2 separate regions of the Mus musculus genome follow, and region 2 is linked to region 1. A link is a loop called in an ENCODE intact Hi-C map of the cell type or tissue named here. Cell type or tissue: left cerebral cortex. All regions are shown on one strand.

Evidence for each region. A loop is a pair of places that touch in the nucleus more often than their neighbours do. Peaks named below come from ENCODE experiments on the same cell type or tissue, not always from the same donor. Only the 100,000 strongest peaks of a DNase experiment are listed, where the experiment ranks them.
Region 2: it touches region 1 in a loop (3-fold over the local background); 6 of 42 quality-filtered maps call a loop at or near these places.

Annotation. Positions count from the first base shown.
Region 1 is chr8:48,511,297-48,516,296 of GRCm38, forward strand. All of the region lies in intron 2 of Tenm3 (teneurin transmembrane protein 3), which reads right to left. Among named protein-coding and RNA genes, the nearest start is that of Gm39178, 150 kb to the right of the region's middle. In left cerebral cortex, a CTCF peak has its summit at 2,109 (motif pointing left); DNase peaks (open chromatin) are centred at 53, 454, 1,361 and 2,711; H3K4me3 peaks cover 815 bases; H3K27ac peaks cover 852 bases.
Region 2 is chr8:48,383,221-48,388,220 of GRCm38, forward strand. The region is part of intron 4 of Tenm3 (teneurin transmembrane protein 3); the gene reads right to left. Among named protein-coding and RNA genes, the nearest start is that of Gm51531, 74 kb to the left of the region's middle. In left cerebral cortex, no CTCF peak of the experiment used is centred here; DNase peaks (open chromatin) are centred at 219 and 2,810; H3K27ac peaks cover 258 bases.

The DNA.
Region 1 (5,000 bases):
CTCTGAAGATTTGGCACAGATACGGAGTTCAGAATAGGAACAAGTGTGCACTGATGGAGAGGAGCTACTACGGCTATTTCTAAAAATAGCATGGCTGCAGGCTTCCGGAGGCTTAGGATTCTCACGAAACGAAACTGAGAGATTCTTAAGATAGAACCAGGAGACTGTAGCTGAAGATTCCTGACTGACGTGAATATGACTTCCTTTATCCCAAAGGATGCAGTGACTTCTCAGGCTCGGGTAGCATCATGATTAGTTATAATTGACTTTGCCTTTTAATTTTTAAGGCAATCTATAAATTATGGATTGTTGTGTCAATCGGAAGACAGGATTTTGACATCGTACACCATATACCTCATGATTGTCGTCAAAACCAAGTCCTTTATCGGGGTGCCTGGCAGTCTGCTACATCTTTAAAAGAAAAAGAAAATCACTTCAGGAAATTTCAGCTTATATTACTGAAGCTCATCGCATAAATTTAGCATATGCTGGCATAATTCTAGTGCGGCTTCAAACACTACAGAAATGCGGCGTGCCGTCAGGAATTCAGAGAGATGTGCAATACAAGCTTATCCGGAGAAACTCGGCACTCACTTCACTGCCCCTCGTTTTTTTTGAGGACACACTGTCTGAATTCCCTCTTCCCAGGACTATCCCTGCCTGCCTGCCTGCCTGCCTTTGGACCACCTCTTCCTACAGCTCGGACCACCTGCTGGGTAGATGCAGCCCACTGCCATTCCTCTCAAATTAATGGGATGCTAGCCAGTTCCCGTTCTCCTCAGCCTCTCAGCAGGTGCACTTTACCTGGAACATTGGGAATCCGTGAAGCAAGGAAAGAGGAGGATTTATCTCCCTCTTTCCCATTACTGTTCTGCATCCCAAGCCCTTCCTCTTACTTTACCCCAAGTGTCCATGGAAGCACCCACGGACAGTAACACAACCAAAAGGCAACCCCCCTCCCGACCCCCCCCACCCCCTCGAGGAGGGGATCCTTTCTCACATTCACATCTGGTGACGTGTGGTGACATTTAAGGCTACTGAAAGGTACACATTGGAACCTTCTTTAGGATCAACTGTATATAATCCATGCTTAAAAGAAAAAAAAATGGGGTAAAATACTCAGTTTTCACCAACGTATTTCACAAAGGTTAACGAAACCTTTGAGCAAACTGGAAAACATTTCCTACTGATTAGCATTTCAATATAACATGATACATTGATGAAATACAGATGAAAAATTTTCAACATATCTAAGACTCACAAAGTTACTTGATATGAGCTAGGGATGGGGTAGCCAGTTTATGTGTTTCCTACGCACTCGGCTGGCCGTGGGTTTATTTTCAGCACTAGGAAAAGTGCCCGTCTTGGGCATGGATATATGTTAACTTTTTTTGGCTAATGAATCTATAAATTTGGTTAGATGCTACAAGACTATACAAATTGATGTGTACTGCATACAGATTTTGCTGCAAATTCATAAAGTAGTGAAATTAAGCAGATACCACACACTGCTTAAGAATATTTCTCAATAACATACATGCAGTGAAATTCATTCTTCCATCTACTCAAGATCCCATGGGTCTCAAACTAAACCAAGATAAACAGCACCCAAAATTTACACGGCATACCTGTGCTGCAATCGTATCTAAGCATCTAAAGGCCCATATGAGGGCAAACTTAACATGGCTAGTTAAAACCCATAGTGACCACACTGAATTCACAGAGAACCCTCATTATAAATCAGTGGTTCTCAGACTGTGGGTCCTAACCCCTTGTGGGGGTCAAACGGCCCTTTCACAGAGGCCACATTTCAGATATTTACATTACAAGTCATAAAGGTAGCAAAATTACAGTCCTGAAGTAGCAACAAAAATAATCGTATGTTTAGGGATCACCACAACACAAGGAACTGTATCAAAGGGTCGCATCACCAGGAAGGTTTAGAACCACTGTTAAGAATCTTTATGGGGGTGGGGGGTGCTGGAGAGATGGCTCAGTGGTTAAGAGCACCAACTGCTTTTCCGAAGGTCCTGAGTTCAAATCCCAGCAACCACATGGTGGCTCACAACCATCCATAATGAGATCTTGCGCCCTCTTCTGGTGCATCTGAAGACAGCTACAGTGAACTTAGATATAATAATAAATAAGTCTTAAAAAAAAAAAAGAATCTTTATCGGTATGTGGATAGCAAAAACAGCCTTCCTAAGCCACCGCTGAAAGGAATAGATAGTAAGTTTCTTGCTGGTTGACTGAAGGGTTCTTGCCTTTTCTCAAAATGATTTGTAGCATTTTATGTGCACTGAAGAGTCGGGAGCAAAGGCAGGCACAAGGTAGGCATCAGGAAGAAACCACAGTGGATAAAACGTGGTCACAAATTAATGCCTGCGGTTTGGAGTCCTTGTGCGCCTAGGCTAACAGCTAGCAAGGAAGGTTCCACACGATGCCCAGATAGCTACTTGCCAGGTAGCCCCTTTTATTCTGTATTAATGCACCCAGGATTAATTTTTGAAACTATCATTCACAAAATTGTTCAGAATAGTTTTTTTTCCAAGAAATTCTTTAGCACGATAAAAATAAACAATGGAGACTCTTCCCCTTAAAGAATAATTAGATCACAGGCTGTCCCACTTAGTTCTCCTCGGCATCTAAAGTTACCTTCACTCAAAGACACCACTGCCTCCCCCACAGCCTGGCATATTCACACACCCACTACCATCTGACAAATGGTCTGATGATCTCTCGATTCAGGAGTCTCCTCTGCAGAGGGGAGCACCAGGGAATGACCTTCAAACTCTCCAAGGCCAAGAAAGAAAGTCACGAAAGTTAAGATCAAAGAAACTACCTCCCATGACTGAAGACACAAGACTTGGCCTCCCAAGCGCCAACCTTGCGATTGCGGGAGGTTATCATGGCTCTCACAACACAACACAACAAAGTGCTGTCTCTGAAGGAGTCTTGTTTGTTTATTAATGAAGTGTTTGAATATTTATGTTTATTCCAAAGGCCAGCAAAGGACTACAAAACAGCAGCATGGGTGAACAGTTTGTAGCTGCACCGTTGGCCTAGCAGCTGGGGAACTTCTGCTGGGACATTGTGTGGAGAGAGGATGTGCCCTGTGCCAGGTGGTGGCTTCTGAACGCTGGTCACCAGCTCTGTTGTTAGGAACACATGCAGGGCCGTGGTGCACCAGCTTCCACACAGCACTGATGACCATGGGGAGTAGTCCTGGGGGGGACTGTGTGTGAGAAGCAACGGGGAAACCAGAGCCCCCCCCCCCAATACCATGCTCTGACATGAGTACTTGGCTCAATTCCAATCTAATATATTCCTTCCATAGATGATATAAAGAGTAAGGAGAAAGAAATGTGAGTCTAAAAGAAACAAGGAGATTTTTATCTACATGAAGGCCATTATCATTGTGCCCACAACATTGTACAATGGGAACATGTGCACAGTATATATTTATCTATAAATACATATATAAATACACATGTCATATAATATGTACGCCTGTAAATATAGACAACAAAGGGAGAAAGAAATGTCAGTTTAAAAGAAACAAGGAGATTTTTTTTAATCTACATGAAGGTCATTGTGCTCTCAATATTGTACAATGGAAATATGTACATAATATATATTTATATATAAACATATATGACACATATATAAATCCATACATATGTCATATAGTATGTATGTGTGTCTGTGTGTCTGTACGTTATGCATGCTATGTATGTAATGACATAATGCAGACCCAGCTAGCACAGTGGACTTATTCTTTAAAAAGGAGACCAGCAAATGCAGACATACGTGGTTGGAAAAGGTGGTAGTAAAGCCACCTTAAAAAAAAAAAAACCTTTTCAGGTAAGGCTGCAAACAATTCTATACAAACTGATGTGTTACGGTGATGGACAAGCATGAGGCTATGGCCATGTAAAATATCAATGGTGTTTGTGTTATTGGAGGCCAAGGGTTTTTTAGAAGGTAAGAAGAACATAGGAGGACACCTAGTCTAACTTCATTTCACAGAGGAGAGCAAAGCACACCTTGCCTCATGTCTGCACAGCTCATGAGTGGCACAGGCCACATCCATGACAGGCACATTTCACAGAGCCCAGCGTCACCAATGTTTGTGGTTCTGTGCCACCTCAGGGGTGCTCACTGCTTATCAGAAAAGTCCCTAGTCTCAGTTCGAAGTCTGGAGCTATCCATGATCGGATGTCAAACTTACTTTCCTACTAAGTTCCAATTAAACGTGTGGCTGTCTCTACAAAGGGCTCCCCCAACCCCATCCTGCTTTATAACACTCAAATCATTCACCACCTTGTAGGACACCTCTGCTTGTCTTTCGTGATCTTCCTTGCTAAGCTTCATTTCTCTCAAATACTATTTGGTCATCTTCCCTTTTATCATGCTCTGCCTGTGTGATGCTACCTAGAGTAACCTGTCGGATTGTAACTTCTATCAAGAAGACAGCCGTTCAAGTCCTACTCAGAAGCCACTGAAACCTTTCAGAAAGATCCACTAGGCCACACAACTCCATTTCAAACAAAACTTGTCAAAGTCTTCGCTCCAAGACACCCTCTGCCTCACTCAGTGGCCACTTCCTGATCTGTACCAGGAACAAGTTGATTTTCCACTATAGGTTAGGACACACAAGACCCCTCCTACTCTGAATACCGTGTGACTGGATCCTTGCCTGCAATGACCCAGTCTCATTTTGCAGATCAAAGATGACATCCTCAGACCCTGTACAAAGATGATATCCCATCTCCTCATGTCTCTCCATGGTATCGTCTACTCAATCCCGCTGCTCTGATGCCCTCCCATCCTCGTGGCTGATTACTTCTTGTATCTGTAGCACTGTCTTATCTAATCCCAGTGCTGGAGTCTAAGCCCCTTTAGGACAGGGAGGTATGTTTTCTTTCACTGATAGATTGCTAATCAGCTAACGCCGTCGAACACCAAACACTGTTGAATAAGTAACAAACTTTTCTCAC
Region 2 (5,000 bases), 130 kb before region 1:
GCCTTATTTGCTTTATAAATAAAAAATTTAAAGTATGTATGTTATAGAAAGAAACAAAAAAGACTATAAATTGTCGTGACAATTTTAGCTCAGCTACCCAAAGTGACATCTCTTTCCTCTTATAGATGTTAAGTGTGACAAAAGTTCTCGTTAAATCAACAAAGAATAAAAACACATCTCCTAACTTTCCTCTAAGTTGCGTGCAGATTTTTTTTTGGTCTCTGAGAACTGACTTTCTGAGTTACATTTAAGTTATGTTGTAAATCGTCAGCTCTGTCCCTAAGTCAAAATGCAGGCCTTAGCAGAAATCCTTCTCTAATGTTCAGATTCAATAAGCTACGACTTCTATATGCTCTGCTACTCGCCCATAATCCCTCCTTGCCTTCCCTCTCCTCGTCTTCCTCTCTCCTTTCCTCACATCTTCCTTTATTCTTCTCTGCCCCCCCCCATCTCTGTGTCTCATTTTCTCATCTCTTGTCTGGTGAGGGGTGAGGTGAAGGCACAGCACATGCCAGAGTTTTACCATTGAGTCAACATCCCCCCTATTGAGTCTCTCTCTCTCTCTCTCTCTCTCTCTCTCTCTCTCTCTCTCACACACACACACACACACACACACACACACACACACACACTGCCTGGGCTGTCTTCTCCTCTTATATTCTCTTATATTTCAATAGTGATGGTGACTGAAATGAACTGCTACGTGTCTCCTTCCTCCAAAATATTACAACCTGTAAGAGGACATGGGGTAGTGACAACGTAAGATTGTCTAAATCTAACCACTGCTGAATCTGTGACAGTGTGTCTTCCACAGCAGCAACACAATCAACAAACCCGCTGAATGCATGAATGGTCACTAGCTGTGTAGATGATTGCATGCCTCCTATGCAGACGGCTACACCGCTAAGGGCACTGGAAGTAGAAGTTTTAGAAGCCTTATCGTCGACAGAGAAGGACAGGATGAGCAGCCTGTAGACATTTACAGATGATACGGGAACTATAAACATGTAGCAGAAAACTGTTTGGGCGTTATTTCATCTGCTCAATTTTAAGATGGAGCCATTGACTTCAGAGTCCATGGAATTCAAAGTCTTCATAGTAAAGTTATTGAGAAGTCTGAGCAGCCTACACAGCCAGTCATTTACCCTTCTGAATGATGGCAGTACTCTCTCTGCTCTGTGGGTATTACTCCCTGAACACTCTGCTCTCAATATCACTCATGCAAAAGCCAGTGATAGGGCAACACCACGGAATAGTATGCATTGTGGTACCGGCGTGGGCAACTGCTTTATTGTGCATCTTAGCTGCCATTGTTTGCAGATATGGCTGCAGCCCACAAAACATGCACACAAGACGCACACACAGAGACACATACACACACACACACACACACACACACACACACACACAATAACCTAAGACAGAGACCATTACTCGATGTCACAAAAAAGCTGTTTATCACTAGGCACAAGCTGAAGATGAATTGAATTTAAAATTATTTCTAATTGTTAGCAATCTAGACTATTTTCCAAGTCAAGAGATCCCTATATTCAAATAAAAAAATTTGCTTAAATACAGGATTTTTGATATTATTTATTTTAGCTGGCTTCATACCAAGCTAAGAGCAACATAAACTATTCTCAGCGGAAAGGAGGGGCATAAGAGCTTGTACCTTTCTGATCTGGGAAGTGCTTTCTTTCTGTGGAAATAATACAAAACACGATGAACTCAAAACCAAATATGCTAATGAAAAGCAGCAAAAACTCTACACTGTCACAAATCAGCAGCAAGTATTGTAGGCTTTTCTCAGTGAGTTCAAGCAGAAATCGCTGGGTTGGTATTACCAAGCTGGGAGCAGACTGTGCTGGGTTTTAAGTGATCTCCAGTCCTCATCCATGTTCTAACACAAAGACATGGAAAATGTTTTGTGAAAAATTCACCAAGAAGATTTCCTACTGAAAGCCAGGATAAAACCCCAAATGATATGAACAAAGTTTAGAGAGTGTTGAAGGATTGCAGAAATGCATAGCACTGTTGTTATTAAGGAAAAACAAACAAACAAACAGACCCCCCAGTTTTGTAGAGCTTAGTTTTTGCTAGCTCTGTCTTCTTTTGGGGTTCAAAAACGTAGGATATTCTTGAAGGTCGTTTAATGAAAGGATGATTTTTGCCCTTCCCCTCAGGGAAGCTGTTTTACTCTGTGACTCCATCTACCACTGAATCAGGCTTAAATGTGTCTTAATTTCATGACTATAAAAATAAAATATTGATTCCAAAACTTCAGCTTCACAATAGCCCTCCTCTAAAATTCAGTCAACACAGCTTTCCTATGATGCAATGAAATCACAGTAGCATAGAACGCTCCCTTCTCCAGCTCAGGTAAAATGTAACGCGTCAAAGCGTGACGGGAAGATGCTGTGGTGAAAACTGGGTTGGAATTCAGAGCATGGCTGTGTTCTACAACCCACTAAACCAGCACTTTTATTACAAGGACATGTCTACAAAGGAAAAAGAATGTCACCACACTCTATCTTACCACATATATTTAACTGGTTGATTTTTCCATGATGCATAAAGGGTCAGCATGTAGTCCCTTCTGACCCCGAGATGCATATATATAGCTGGCACTGTAATCAATTTCAAGGTACACAGAGAGGTGAAGATGTTCAAAAAATGCAAATATGCTCAGAAGTAGCACAGAGAACGGCTACGGAATCCTAACTGCACTGAACCCTGGCTCTGCGGGTTGCTTCTTTTACTAGGCTCGGGGAATGCTCCTGTTGTTAAACAGCCCTTTTAGCAGACACATGACAACATCTATTTTCGGACTCACTTCACTCGGGAGCAGCTGTTCCAGGGAAATAAATAACAACATATATATTTTTAAAATGAAAAGGAGAATTGGAAATGCGTGTGGTTCTTTGGTTAACAGCACGTGTCGGGAAGGCAATCAAAAGAAAAATAGTGCTGAATTAGCCGTGGTTTTCAGGAAGTAAATTCATAAACATAAAAAAAAAATCAGCTATTTTCGGCTACAGGAAACAAACAAACAAACAAACAAACCCTTACCAAGTTGTTACAAAGAAAGGCAAGGCAAGTGTTAAAGCACACAGAATTCCTTTTTAGGGAGTGATAGAAGTGTTCGGAAATTGGCTGGGATGACAGTTACAAAGTTTGGTGACTGCTACCATCACTGAATTTCATATTGTAGATGGGAGAACAAATATATGCTGTGAGCTGAATTATTGGTTAGGGAAAAACCTAGTCGAAAGGACAAGAAGCTGAGAAACTGGGCTAGCACAGTGCATGTTACTAGGATTTCTGTTCTCTCAAGGTTCCTTAAGCTGAAAGAGCATCCATGAGTTGATGAATATTGCCAGCTTAACGGTATCTACTATCACCTTGGGGACAAAGCCCTGAGCATACACGGGACCGTTCTAGATTAGGTTAAGTGTGGTTGGAAGAACACCCTCAATCTGATATTATGTTCCAGGGTCCCAAAGAACATGATATGAAAGAGCCAGCTCAGCATGGACATTCCCGCCTCTCTGCTTCCTGTCTGGGAATGCACTGTGAACAGTTATTTGCAGCATCTGCCTCCATGATTTCTCTGGCAGGACAAGCTGCACCTTGGAACCGTGAGCCAAAAGGAACCTTTACTCTCAGGTTGCTTTTATCAGACGCTCTGTCCCAGCAATGAAGAAAGAAGCTAACATGGCGTGGAAACAAATAACTTCAAGGCTCCCGATGAGGGGGAAATGCAAAGTCTTTAGACTCTGCCTAGTGGGACGTGGAACCCAAAGCTAAATGTTGATAACGCTTCTTACTCGGCCGGTGTGAACCGCTTGGTGCAGCTGTAGGAGGTGTTAAGTACCACCTTGACTTTGATTTGTATTTCATGATGCTACGCATGTTCATATATCAAGATGAAGTGCCTGGATCTTTAGGTTACCCACCCTTCATCAAAGGAAAACAGGACTCTGTCAAAAGAGTATGAGGACCAAGACTCCACTGTACAACTGTGAACGCAAACGGCGGTGAGTGCAAGTAACAGACTATAATCTGCACCTATTCTGCTGGTTACTGCTCATCTTTAAAATTCCAGTTTTGGAGTGGATGGAGGATTTAAAAAAAAAAAGGAAGATGAATAAATTAGGAGATATCAAAGTAGGTCAGGCTTTTTTTTTTTTTTTTTTAATAGTTCTACAGTCTACATCCTCGGACTTAACATTGTGCTTAGTAATCAGGGATTCCCACCCCGTAAGGGACTATCGCCTTAAAGGGCAGAGAGGATTTTAATTGGGAGCTCAGCAGTAGAAAGAAAACCATCAGGTGACTACTGAGAAGATGTTTCCAATCCCTTAATTGGGATAGCGCCATGACAACACACAGACTGTGTTGTACATCAGCCGGGGGACTCCTCTTCAGCCCGCCTCATGATATCCTCACCAAAGCCTTGTTTTCTACCACTGTCCTAGTCCTGAAGTCTCCAAATGGCGGCCACTGGCCACCTGTGGCTGATCAAGTTTAAATTAATTAAGAGGAAAAGGAAAACTTCACTTCATTAAATTAATGAGCCACCCTTGAAGCGCTCTACATCCAGATGTGACTGGCAGTTAATGAATTGGACAGGGTGCCAACAGGGCATTTCTATCATCAAATGGAGCATTTGACAGCCCTGTGGAGATCCTTGGTGCCCAAATATGTTCTATGGGTTCCAGTGGCAGCATCTTGGGGCCTGTTGGAAAGTCACAATCTTGGTTCTCACTGTGGATCTGTTGACTCAGAACGCACATTTCAAGGAGATTCCCGAGGGGGACCTGGGCTCATTCAAGTGTGAAAAAAAAGCACAAGTCTGGCCCTCCCACCCCTCAAGTTACCTCCTCCGGAATGCCCCGAAAGCAGCCTTGTAAACACAGATTAGATGATTTTTCACTCCAACGTTTAAGTTTTTTAAATCTCTTCCCTCTTTCTGGGTCTTTCGAAACCTCATCAAATAC